Regions from separate parts of the Homo sapiens genome. Here region 1 is linked to region 2. Evidence: chromatin loops called from intact Hi-C (ENCODE). Cell type or tissue: Panc1. All regions are shown on one strand. Each heading gives the region's core, and the rest is flanking DNA. Links, peaks and the distances in the headings are about the cores only.

The links. Hi-C counts contacts between places; a loop is a spot of excess contacts. Peaks named below come from ENCODE experiments on the same cell type or tissue, not always from the same donor. Only the 100,000 strongest peaks of a DNase experiment are listed, where the experiment ranks them.
Region 1: it touches region 2 in a loop (6-fold over the local background); 11 of 110 quality-filtered maps call a loop at or near these places.

Annotation. Positions count from the first base shown.
Region 1 is chr11:90,105,097-90,110,489 of GRCh38, reverse strand. No RefSeq gene overlaps it. Among named protein-coding and RNA genes, the nearest start is that of UBTFL1, 22 kb to the right of the region's middle. In Panc1, for the core only: no CTCF peak of the experiment used is centred there; no DNase peak of the experiment used is centred there.
Region 2 is chr11:89,672,746-89,678,138 of GRCh38, reverse strand. It overlaps the pseudogene FOLH1B. Among named protein-coding and RNA genes, the nearest start is that of TRIM77, 35 kb to the left of the region's middle. In Panc1, for the core only: CTCF peaks have their summits at 2,352 and 2,553 (motif pointing left); no DNase peak of the experiment used is centred there.

The DNA.
Region 1 (5,393 bases), core at 237-5,236, 430 kb before region 2:
AGGAAAACTCAGTTCTATGCTGGATATAACATAAAGTGTTTCAGAAAGTTTAAAAATAAAAGTACAGGCAATGAATAAAAGGATCTTCATGCGTTACAGAGTATAAAACAGTGAGTAAACACATCATACGTTTTCTCTTTTTACACTTAAATGGCTGGAGATGTTACACCACTAGTATGAATTTACTTCAGATATGTAACGGATACACTTTTATGTGATTAGAAACAGAAATGATAACAGTTAAGGATAAAACAACATCTGCATTGACGCTAGGAAGAAAGAGCCATTGTTGGGTACATAGTGATCACATTACCATGGAGCAATCTGTTCCCAACTGAAATTTCCTTGCCCTTCTACTGAAATCGTGTACGATTCTGCAAACATAATGTTTACTTCCCACAAATCAGCCATTAGCTCTGCTATTGTTGTCCACACAGAATAAGCATCAGACCTAGATTTAGCTGTTGTATCATTAAGAGTCTTATTTGGCCCTTTCCAGAGGCTGTTATTTCTATTATATTTTGGATAATTTGTCTATTTCCAGACAAATAATTTTTCCAGAATGTGATGAGTAGATACACTTTGATCCATATGAAAAGACCCTTTGGTAGAGATCCAGGGATTGAGTTTATTTTTAATTACTATAGCATCTTGGTCAGGTTGAGAAACAGATCACCTTTATAATTCCCTGGCATGTGAGCAGGGCTAGACTTAGTGTGAAAATGCTTGAAAGTTTATAGTTTTTTAGAAATTTTATTTACTTTGTGTCTCTTTGTCAAAATAAAATTAATGCTGAAAAGCTATATTAAATGAATTTCTTTGAGATGGTCTCTTCCCCCTTCTTCTAATGAGAGGATATCCACAGATATGTCAGGAGCTTGCTTTACCTAGAAACGTGTTGAGGGCCACAGGTTTGGGTTCACCTAGGAACATTTAGGGACACCTTCCCAAGTTGTTGTTGAAGAGTGGGGTAAATGTAAGATAGAATTAGGCTCACAGAGGCCTGATGAGAGCATCATGTCACCCCAGAAACACAGCATATACCTAGGAGAACTGTTCTCAGTATCAATGTCTTAAGCACTGTAAGATTGACTATAGACCAAGACAGTAACTACATATATGTATAGTTATATATATTAACTATATATATACTTAATAAAATCAGTTAATATATACACATATATTTATTTATTTATTAACTTATTTTTATTTTTATCTTGAGACAGCGTCTTGCTCTGTCACCTAGGCTGGAGTGCAGTAGTGCAATTACGGCTCACTGCAGCCTTGACCTCTGGGGCTGAAGCTCTCTTCCTGCCTCAGCCTCCTAAAGTGCTAGGATTACAGGTGTGAGCCACCTTACCTGGCCCAGGGCAATAACTATGCAATGCTTATATAATTTGGAGCAAAAAAATATTTGAAATATGTATGCATTGCTTTTTAACCTTTTCTATTGATTTACTTTATTAAATACTGAATAGAAACAATATATTTATAAAATATTTATAATATATATATAGAATAAGCACACAATGAACACTTGTGTCTCCAGTCTTGGTTTAAGAAATTAAGCCAAAAGTAATCATAAGTGCTTATGATTACTTTTGAAGTCACCTGTACAACTTTTGCTGACTACATCCCCTTCTTCAACACTCTAATGATGGCCACTGTGAGCACTGTGTATATTGAATTGTGTTTTATTTTAATACTGTGTGCACTACATTGTTTTTCCTAGCTGCATGCTATTGCATTTAGTGAGCATAATGAATTATATCAATATAATTCACTTTTGTCATTTCATTGTTTCAGCTTTTCTGTACTAATTATTGCCAATATATTTCTACTGGCATAAAAACAGACACACAGGACAATGGAGCAGAATGGAGATCTCAGACATAAATCTACACATTTACAAACAACTCATCTCTGACAAAGGCATCAAGAACATACACTGGGCAAAGAACAGTCTTTTCAATAAATAATCCTGGGAAAACTGAATAACTAAATGAAGAAGGATAAAATTAAACCCCTCTTACCATATACAAAAATCAAATCGAATAAAAATAGATTAAAGACTTGAATCTAAGACCTGAAACTATGAAGTTACTAAAAGAAAGCATAGGAGAAATGCTCCAGGACATTGGTCCGGGCAGATTTTTTTGCGTAAGACCTCAGAAGCACAGGCAACAAAGGCAAAAATAGACAATGGGATTATATCAAGCTAAAAAGCCTCAAGCAAAGGAAATAATCAACAAAGTGAAGTGCCAACCACAGAATGGGACAAAATATTTTCAAACTATCCATCTGATAAAGGAGTAACAACTGCAATATATAAAAAGCTCAAACAACTCAATAATAATCAAAAAATCTGATTGAAAAATGGGCTACTGAAGAGGCTGAGGTAGGAGGATTTCTTAATCCCAGGAGTTTGAGGTTACAGTGAGCTATGATTAAGCCACTGCCCTTTATCTTGGGTGACACAGCAAGACCTTGCTTCTAAAAAAATTGTTAAAAATATATAAATAGATACAATTTTTTAAAAAAATGGGCAAAAGATCTGAACAGATACTTCTCAAAAGAAGACATTCAAAAGGCCAATAGGAAGATGAAAAAATGTTCAATATCACTAATCATCAAGCAAATGCAAATCAAAACCACAATGCAATATCAGCTCATGTTGGTTGAAATGGCTTGTATCAAAAAGACAGGCAATAACAGATGCTGGCAAAGATGTGGAGAAAGGGGAACACTAGTACACTGTTGGTGGGAATTTACATTAATAAAGCCACTATGGAGAACTGTATGGAGGTTCCTCAAAAAAGTAAAACTAGAGCTACCATGTGGTCCAGCAATTTCACTACTGGATATATATCCAAAATAAAGGAAATCAATGTATCAAAGACATCTCTACATGCCCATGTTTATTGCAGCACTATTCACAATAGCCAAAATATGGAATCAACATAAGTGGTCATCAACAAACGAACAGATTTTAAAAGTAATATATATACATCATGGACTACTACTCAGACACAAAGAAGAATGAAATTCTGTCATTTGCAGCAACATAAGTGGTGCTGGCCATTTCGCTTAACGTAATGAACATAGGCCATTATGTTAAATGGAATGAGCTAAGCACAGAAAGGCAAATATCGCATGTTGTCACTCATATGTGGGCGGTGAAAAAGTGGATCTCATGAAGATAGAAAGTAAATTGGTGGTTGCTAGAGGCCAGCAAGGGGAGTGGGAAGAGGAGATGAAGAAAAGCAAACATAAATGTATTTATCACCACTAAACTGGCCTCTAAAAATGTACAGATGGTAAATTATATATATATACATTTTTATCTCAATAAAAAAATTAAAAAAATTCTGTTGTGTGTTTATAGGGCATATGTACAAGACTTTCTCTAGGGTTGTATCAGTTTTCTTTTTTTTTATTATTATACTTTAAGTTTTAGGGTACATGTGCACAACGTGCAGGTTTCTTACATATGTATACATGTACCATGTTGGTGTGCTGCACCCAGTAACTCATCATTTCACATTAGGTATATCTCCTAATGCTATCCCTCCCTCCTCCCTCCATGCCACAACAGGCCCCAGCGTGTGATGTTCCCCTTCCTGTGTCCATGTGTTCTCATTGTTCAATTCCCACCTATGAGTGAGAACGTGCGGTGTTTGGTTTTTTGTCCTTGTGATAGTTTGCTGAGAATGATGGTTTCCAGTTTCATCCATGTCCCTACAAAGGACATGAATTCATCATTTTTTATGGCAGCATAGTATTCCATGGTGTATATATGCCACATTTTCTTAATCCAGTCTATCGTTATTGGACATTTGGGTTGGTTCCAAGTCTTTACTATTGTGAATAGTGCCGCAATAAACATACGTGTGCATGTGTCTTTATAGCAGCATGATTTATAATCCTTTGGGTATATACCCAGTAATGGGATGGCTGGGTCAAATGGTATTTCTAGTTCTAGATCCCTGAAGAATTGCCACACTGACTTCCACAATGGTTGTGTAAAAATGTTCCTATTTCTCCACATCCTCTCCAGCACCTGTTGTTTCCTGACTTTTTAATGATCTACTCATCTGACAAAGGGCTAATATCCAGAATCTAAAATGAACTCAAACAAATTTACGAGAAAAAAGCAAACAACCCCATTAACAAGTGGGCGAAGGATATGAACAGACACTTCTCAAAAGAAGACATGTATGCAGCCAAAAGACACATGAAAAAATGCTCATCATCACTGGCCATCAGAGAAATGCAAATCAAAACCACAATGAGATACCATCTCACACCAGTTAGAATGGGTTGTATCAGTTTTCTATTCCTGCTATAAAAATTTACTACAAACTTAGTGGCTTAAAAGAACACATTTTTGTAAGCTGTTAGCCTGTTTTAAAACACACACACAAACTTATTATCTTAGAGTTGTTCTGGTTAGAAATCTGGTATGGCTCTCATTGAACTAACATCAAGATGTTGGCAGGCTGCATTTCTTTCTGAAGGCTCTAAGAGAGAATCTGGGTTGTTGGCAGAATTCAGTTCCTTGTGGTTGTAGGATTGAGATCCTCGGTTTCTTCCTGGTTGTAAACTTTGGGTCATTCCCAGCTTCTAAAGGTCACTGGCTTTCCTTGGCTTGTGGCCCCCTTCCACTGTTTTAAAAGCCAGCAATAGCAGGCTACATCTTTCTCATACTGCCATCTGTCTGAATCTCTGCATCCAGAAAATATTCTCTGCTCTCAAGGAATTATGAGATTAGATTGGACTCACCAAGATAATTCAAGGTAATTTCCCCATTTCAATGCCCTTAATGGTAATCACATCTGCAAAGCCCCTTTTAGCATATAAGGTAGCATGTTCACCTTATCTGAAGACTGGGATGTGGCTGTCTTTGGTGGGGGGCAGATGCCTAACCCAAAGATACACAACTTGCAGATATACAACTAGTTCATGGAGATTAAACATTTTCAAATCTACAAGAAAATGTTTTCTAAAATGAGCATCTCTTGTTAGATTTTCACCAGTACTGTATCAGAATTATATTTACTTCATAATGTTGCCAATACTGACATCAGATATTTAATTTTCTTGTCAGTTCAGGATAATGTGACATTGTGAATAATATATTTGTTCATTCATTCAACAAACTTTTTTATCATATACCACCGATATGCTGGACAGTGTCATGGATCCTAAAAATATAGCTGTTATTATTATTTTTTTAAACAACGTCCCTGCTGCGATACAGCTTTTATTCTTTGGGACAGGCAGACAGTAATTGAGATACATAAATCCAAGGTCAAATTGGGGGAAAAATTGGATTGGAGAGCTCAGGATCTGGCCCCAGAGAAAGGCAGAGGGAGAGGGGACCCAGTTCAGAA
Region 2 (5,393 bases), core at 66-5,065:
CTGTGCAAGGCACAGGTCTGGGAGATTTGCAAATGTAACTTTTTTTGCCCTTACAGGAGCCTTTGAGATAGGGGCTCTTAGAAGTTATATTTAGATGTGAGAAAACTGAGGCACAGAAAGTAAATAGCTTGGGTCACACAAATGGGAAGTTGCAGGGCCAGGAATGAATCCAGGCATCTGACGCCAAAGGTCAAGCTCTTAGCCACTACCCTAAGAGAAGGAGAAAAGAATAACCAAATGCACTGTGTAAACTAACTTTCAGAACAGTGTAGCTCAGAGGCATTGACAAAGAAGAAAAGGAAGGTTGGGAGCTGTGGCTCAGACCCGTTATCCTAGCATTTTGGGAGAACAATGTGGATAGACAGCTTGAGCCCAGGAGTTTGAGACCAACCTGGGTAATATGGTCAAACGTCATCTCCACTAAAAATACAAAAATTAGCTGGACGTCTAGCGTTTGCCTGTAGTCCCAGCTACCAAGGAGTCTGAGGTTGGTGGATCACTTGAGCCTGGGAAATCAAGACTAGTGAGCCATGATCACTCCATGCACTCCAACCTGGGCTGCGGAGTGAGACCCTGACTCAAAACAAACAAGCAGACAAACAAAAGAAGAAGAACGGAAACAGAAAAAACAAACAAACAAACAAAAAACAGAAAAAGAACAGAAACAAAAAAAGACACAAAAAAAAAACAGAAAAAGAAAAAGAAAATGCCAACGTGACTCCATCAAGGTCTCATGTTCCGAGTGTTGACATGGCAAATTTACTAATACACTAAAGAAAATATTCTAAAAAATTCCCCCTTCATTCATTTAGTCCTTTTTTTTTTTTTTGCAACCGTACCACAGATATTTATTTAATAAGACATTAGGAATCTAGGAGTGAATAAGCAAGATACTGTCTGTTCCTTGTTAAAGAATACAGTCTATTACTTGTAAAACAAATAATTACTTAATAATGACAGTGATGAATGCCATGAAGACATGTCTTCCCTGAAAAAGTAACATTTCAACGGAGGGTCTAAGGATAAGGATTAAACACATAAAGAGGTGTTGAAGAGCAATCTGAGTGTAGAGAACAGGAGTGCAATGACTGGGATGTTGCATATGGTCAAGATATAGATATATTAGTGGAGCTGGATTGTAGTGACAATGGACTCTTTCATTTTCATGAAAATCAATCTGAGATTTCCTTTAGTTTGGTCCTTTGCTTATTAAACGTATTTCCATTCTTCAAAGTCAGCCTCAAATGCCTATCCCCTTTCTCAAGCCTTTCCTGAAGTTTCTATTATTCTTTCCTCTGAACTCCCAGAGTGGTTTTATCCTACCCTTTCTAAAGTACCTGCATACATTATAATTCAAGATTGATTTAGCATATTATCTATACTGAGTGCGCCACCACGCCCGGCTAATTTTTGCATTTGTAATAGCTATGGGGTTTCACCATGTTGGCCAGGCTGGTTTCGAAATCCTGACCTGAAGTGATCCACCCGCTTCAGCCTCCCAAAGTGCTGCGACTACAGGCGTGAGCCACCGCACCCCACAAATGATACTTTTTTTCTACACCATTCTAAATTATAGAACTCTTTAGGTCCCTGAGTTAATCATTCAACAGATACTTACTAAATTCCTGCTGTATATAAAAAGAAATCTGCCAGATGAAGCTAATCAAAGAATGCTGCTTTTCTGAATTAGTACTCTATGCTGCAAAGCAAAGAAAAAAAAAAAGTAAGAAAAGAAAGAAAAGAAAAGAGAAAAGAAAACAAAAGGAAAGGAAAGAAGAAAAGAAAAACCTGCTCACCTAGGGCTCACCCAACTCTCAACTAGGGTTCACACACTGCTTCCTGTCAGAGGTTGCAGTAGATTCCCTAACCACACGTTAATACATAGCCTTCCTTGTTAGTGCATAATTTATTAGCTAGACTGCTGCTCCTAGTTTAATCACATCTTTTCTTATGAGACCAACGATATTCACCTTCTATAGATGAGTCAGCATTAATATAAGCCACGCCACGCTCTTGAAGGAGTCTTGAATTATCCTACAATAAAAAGGAAAACTATAAATATAAAGTTATAACCCCCTCCCCCTCCCCCACAAAATGCACATCTACATTTAATGTATGTAGATTTCTAATTGAGCTGACCCATATTAATGACAAATTTGACATAAGAAATTCTCATAAAAGAGCTGCTTTGAAAGAATTTCAATAAAGATTACTGGTAGGAAACAACAAGCAAAACTTGTTAAAAGCTAATATTTAAGATGAAATTGTCCATATACTTATGGTAAGTGGAAAAAGAGTTAATTTCTTAACCATACTGTAGTTTATCCTTCAAAAAATTGTCTTAGCAAACATGAATGACCTAAGAGACTTTTCAGTGAAAATCTTCCTATAAACATCTCATTATTTAAGCAGAGAATCTTGTCTGATTCATATGGAATGAAGGTATTTTAAGTGTATGAAATTTCAAGTTAAATTTCATATTATGAAAAATAAGTGAACTTAAATCATCTCCTGACCATGAAGTCAGGCTCTCCTGTAGGATGGTACCATCTCCTGGTCAATATTGATAATTGCACACTTTTAGAACAAAGCGTAGCAAAGTTTTTTTGAGATATCAGTGTGAATTCTGAGTCTCTAAAATACGTAATTTCCTAAGCATTCTGACTATAAGATAAAAAATGAAAAAAATGCAACTGTAAGTGAAAAAAATAATTTGAAAGACACAAATTACATCATCAAAATATTAGGTTCTTCCAGATAGTGGCAAAATTCTTTCTTATAAAACTTTGACTAAGTCTACAGGAGCACCATTTTTTTTTCAAAGAAAATTAAAGTCCACAGGGTTTCACATAATATCTGGAGTATGAAAGGAGCCAATAAATATTTACAGCGTGACTGGAAATTAATGGAATAAACATTGACTTTGCATATATTTACTTTATAGCTAACATTTCTGTTATATAAAGCCAACAATACATGCAGGTAAAATTACTTTTCAAATGGCTTAGTAAATATTCTGTGGTGGAAATTTTTGCCTTACTTTTAGCATAATTTAACATAGAGCAGGTCATTATGAATTAAGAAAGATAAATGAAAAGTATACCTTACGGCCAGGCGTGGTGACGCACGCCTGTATTCCTAGCACTCCGGGAGGCCGAGGCAGGCATATCACTTAAGCTCAGGAGTTTGAGGCCAGCCTGGCCAACACAGCAAAACCCTGTCTCTATTAAATATAAAAAAATTAGCCAGGTGTGGTGGCACATGCCTGTAATCCCAGCTACTCAGGAGCCTAGGGCAGGAGAATTGCTTGAACCCGGGATGCTGACACTGCAATGCGCAGAAATCACGTCACTGTACTCCAGCCTGGGCAACAGAGCGAGACTCTGTATAGTTAGCTTTAGGAGATATTTTGGAAAGCGTAATAGAATCGTGATAGAAATCAAACATGATACAGGAAAATTTGGCTTCATGGTCAGGAAATAGAGACAATTTAACTTCATATTTTTCATAAATTTGAAATAGCTTAATTCCCTTTGAATCAGACAAGATTCTCCATTTAAATGACATGTTTATGGGAAGATATTCACTGAAAAGTCTGTTAGGTCGTTCATGTTTGCTAAGACAATATTTTGAAGAATAAACTACAATATGATTAAGAAACTAACTCCTTGTTTTGATGTTTGGTTTCTAGCATATCTACTTATTTACTCTCATACTCCCAGGAAATAAAGATCAATTAATTTTGACAATTGACATTAAGTGGCTCTAAAAGGTTCAAACAAAACTTAGTTCTTTAGCAACAGAGATTTTTATTGCTGATTTTTGAACAAGAATATGTTACTCAGATTTTGGGGAAAAAACTTTGAATACTTTCTCATTATATTCACTTCTTATTTTTACATGCTTGGCAAATAATTCCTGGCTACTTCATTTTATAAAAATTTATATTATAGCAAATTACCAACTAACCTCTGCCCACTCAGTAGAACCAAGAAGACCAAATTCTTCTGCATCCCAGCTTGCAAACAAAATTGTTCTTCTAGGTCTCCACCCTAAAATGTATGTGTATATATAAATGATAGAAAAAAAATTCATAATATACCCAGGACACTACCAAGCCCAGATTGGGGAAAAAAAAAAAAGTCATTGATGGTTTGGGAAGGGCAAATTGTAGTAAAAAATCTTTACTTACATAACTTTCTTTGGTAAGATTTTAAAGTTGTCAATACAAAATAGCACAATTACATAGAAAAGGGGGGAAATGTGACAGTAAAAATCTTGCAAGATCATAAAACATTCTAATAGGTTTATAATGATTCGCTATGCATAGGAAGTCATTGGTGGTCTGCAACTGCCTAGAACAAAGAAAGAAATTTCTAGATGCATTTGGTATTCTGAAAGCAGATATAACTGAAAGAAAATCCTTTAGAACTCTTTCCTGTTGTTCTGACATCAAATGAACAATTGTTCAATATCAGCTGGTCCGTATGATTTCACTCCATTCTCTGCCAGAATTAATCAACAAGGGCTCAGTTAGCAACAGCAATGTTTGCTGTTGCTGAAAACCACATAATTCAATAGAGGGGTGATGTGTCTCGGAGGTTATAAACACTGACCTTGGAATTAAGGCAAGATCTTGTTTCAAACCCTGGTTCTCTCACTAGCAGCATGACTGAGGGAAAGTTATTCAAACCTACTAAACTTCCATTTCTTCATCTGTATACAAGGAACAAGAGAGTAAAGATGAAGACACCACTTGATTGTGGGAGGATTAGATGGAATAATGTTTAGAAAGCACTGAGTAGATGCCCCCAAAATTGCGAGTAGTCACCATCTTAGTAAATACTCATGTGTGCTTAAGAATGTGTATAGTATAGCTGTTAACTCGAGTCTTTTGTTTTTGTCAATAGTATTATTCAAATTTCCTATTATTATTTATCAACATTCCACTTATTTGGCATATTCTATAATTGTCACAGTGATGTTTTGTATAGTTACCACAGGAATTTCCTAGAAAAATCATGAAACATTTTTGTAATAAAATTAAACACTACCTACTTCATGAATTATGTAAATTTAGGTCTCCATTGTTTGTTTTCTTCAAATATAAGATAGCTGTGTAGAAAAAAGAACTAAGTGCCTTTACATTTTATTTTAAATAGAGACATCATGGTTTTGAGGACTGGTAGTCAGAAATTTCAGTTTGAGCCCTGATTCTCTTATTCTGCCACATGCTAGCTACATAATCCTGGGGAAATTACTTGATTCTCTAAACCTTGGTTAACTTATCTGTAACATGAGAAGATAAGTAAATATGTCTTCTCCCTAGTTGCTATGACTTCAAAGAAGATAGGACATATAAAAACAGTTTCTCAAAAAAAAAGTAAATACTA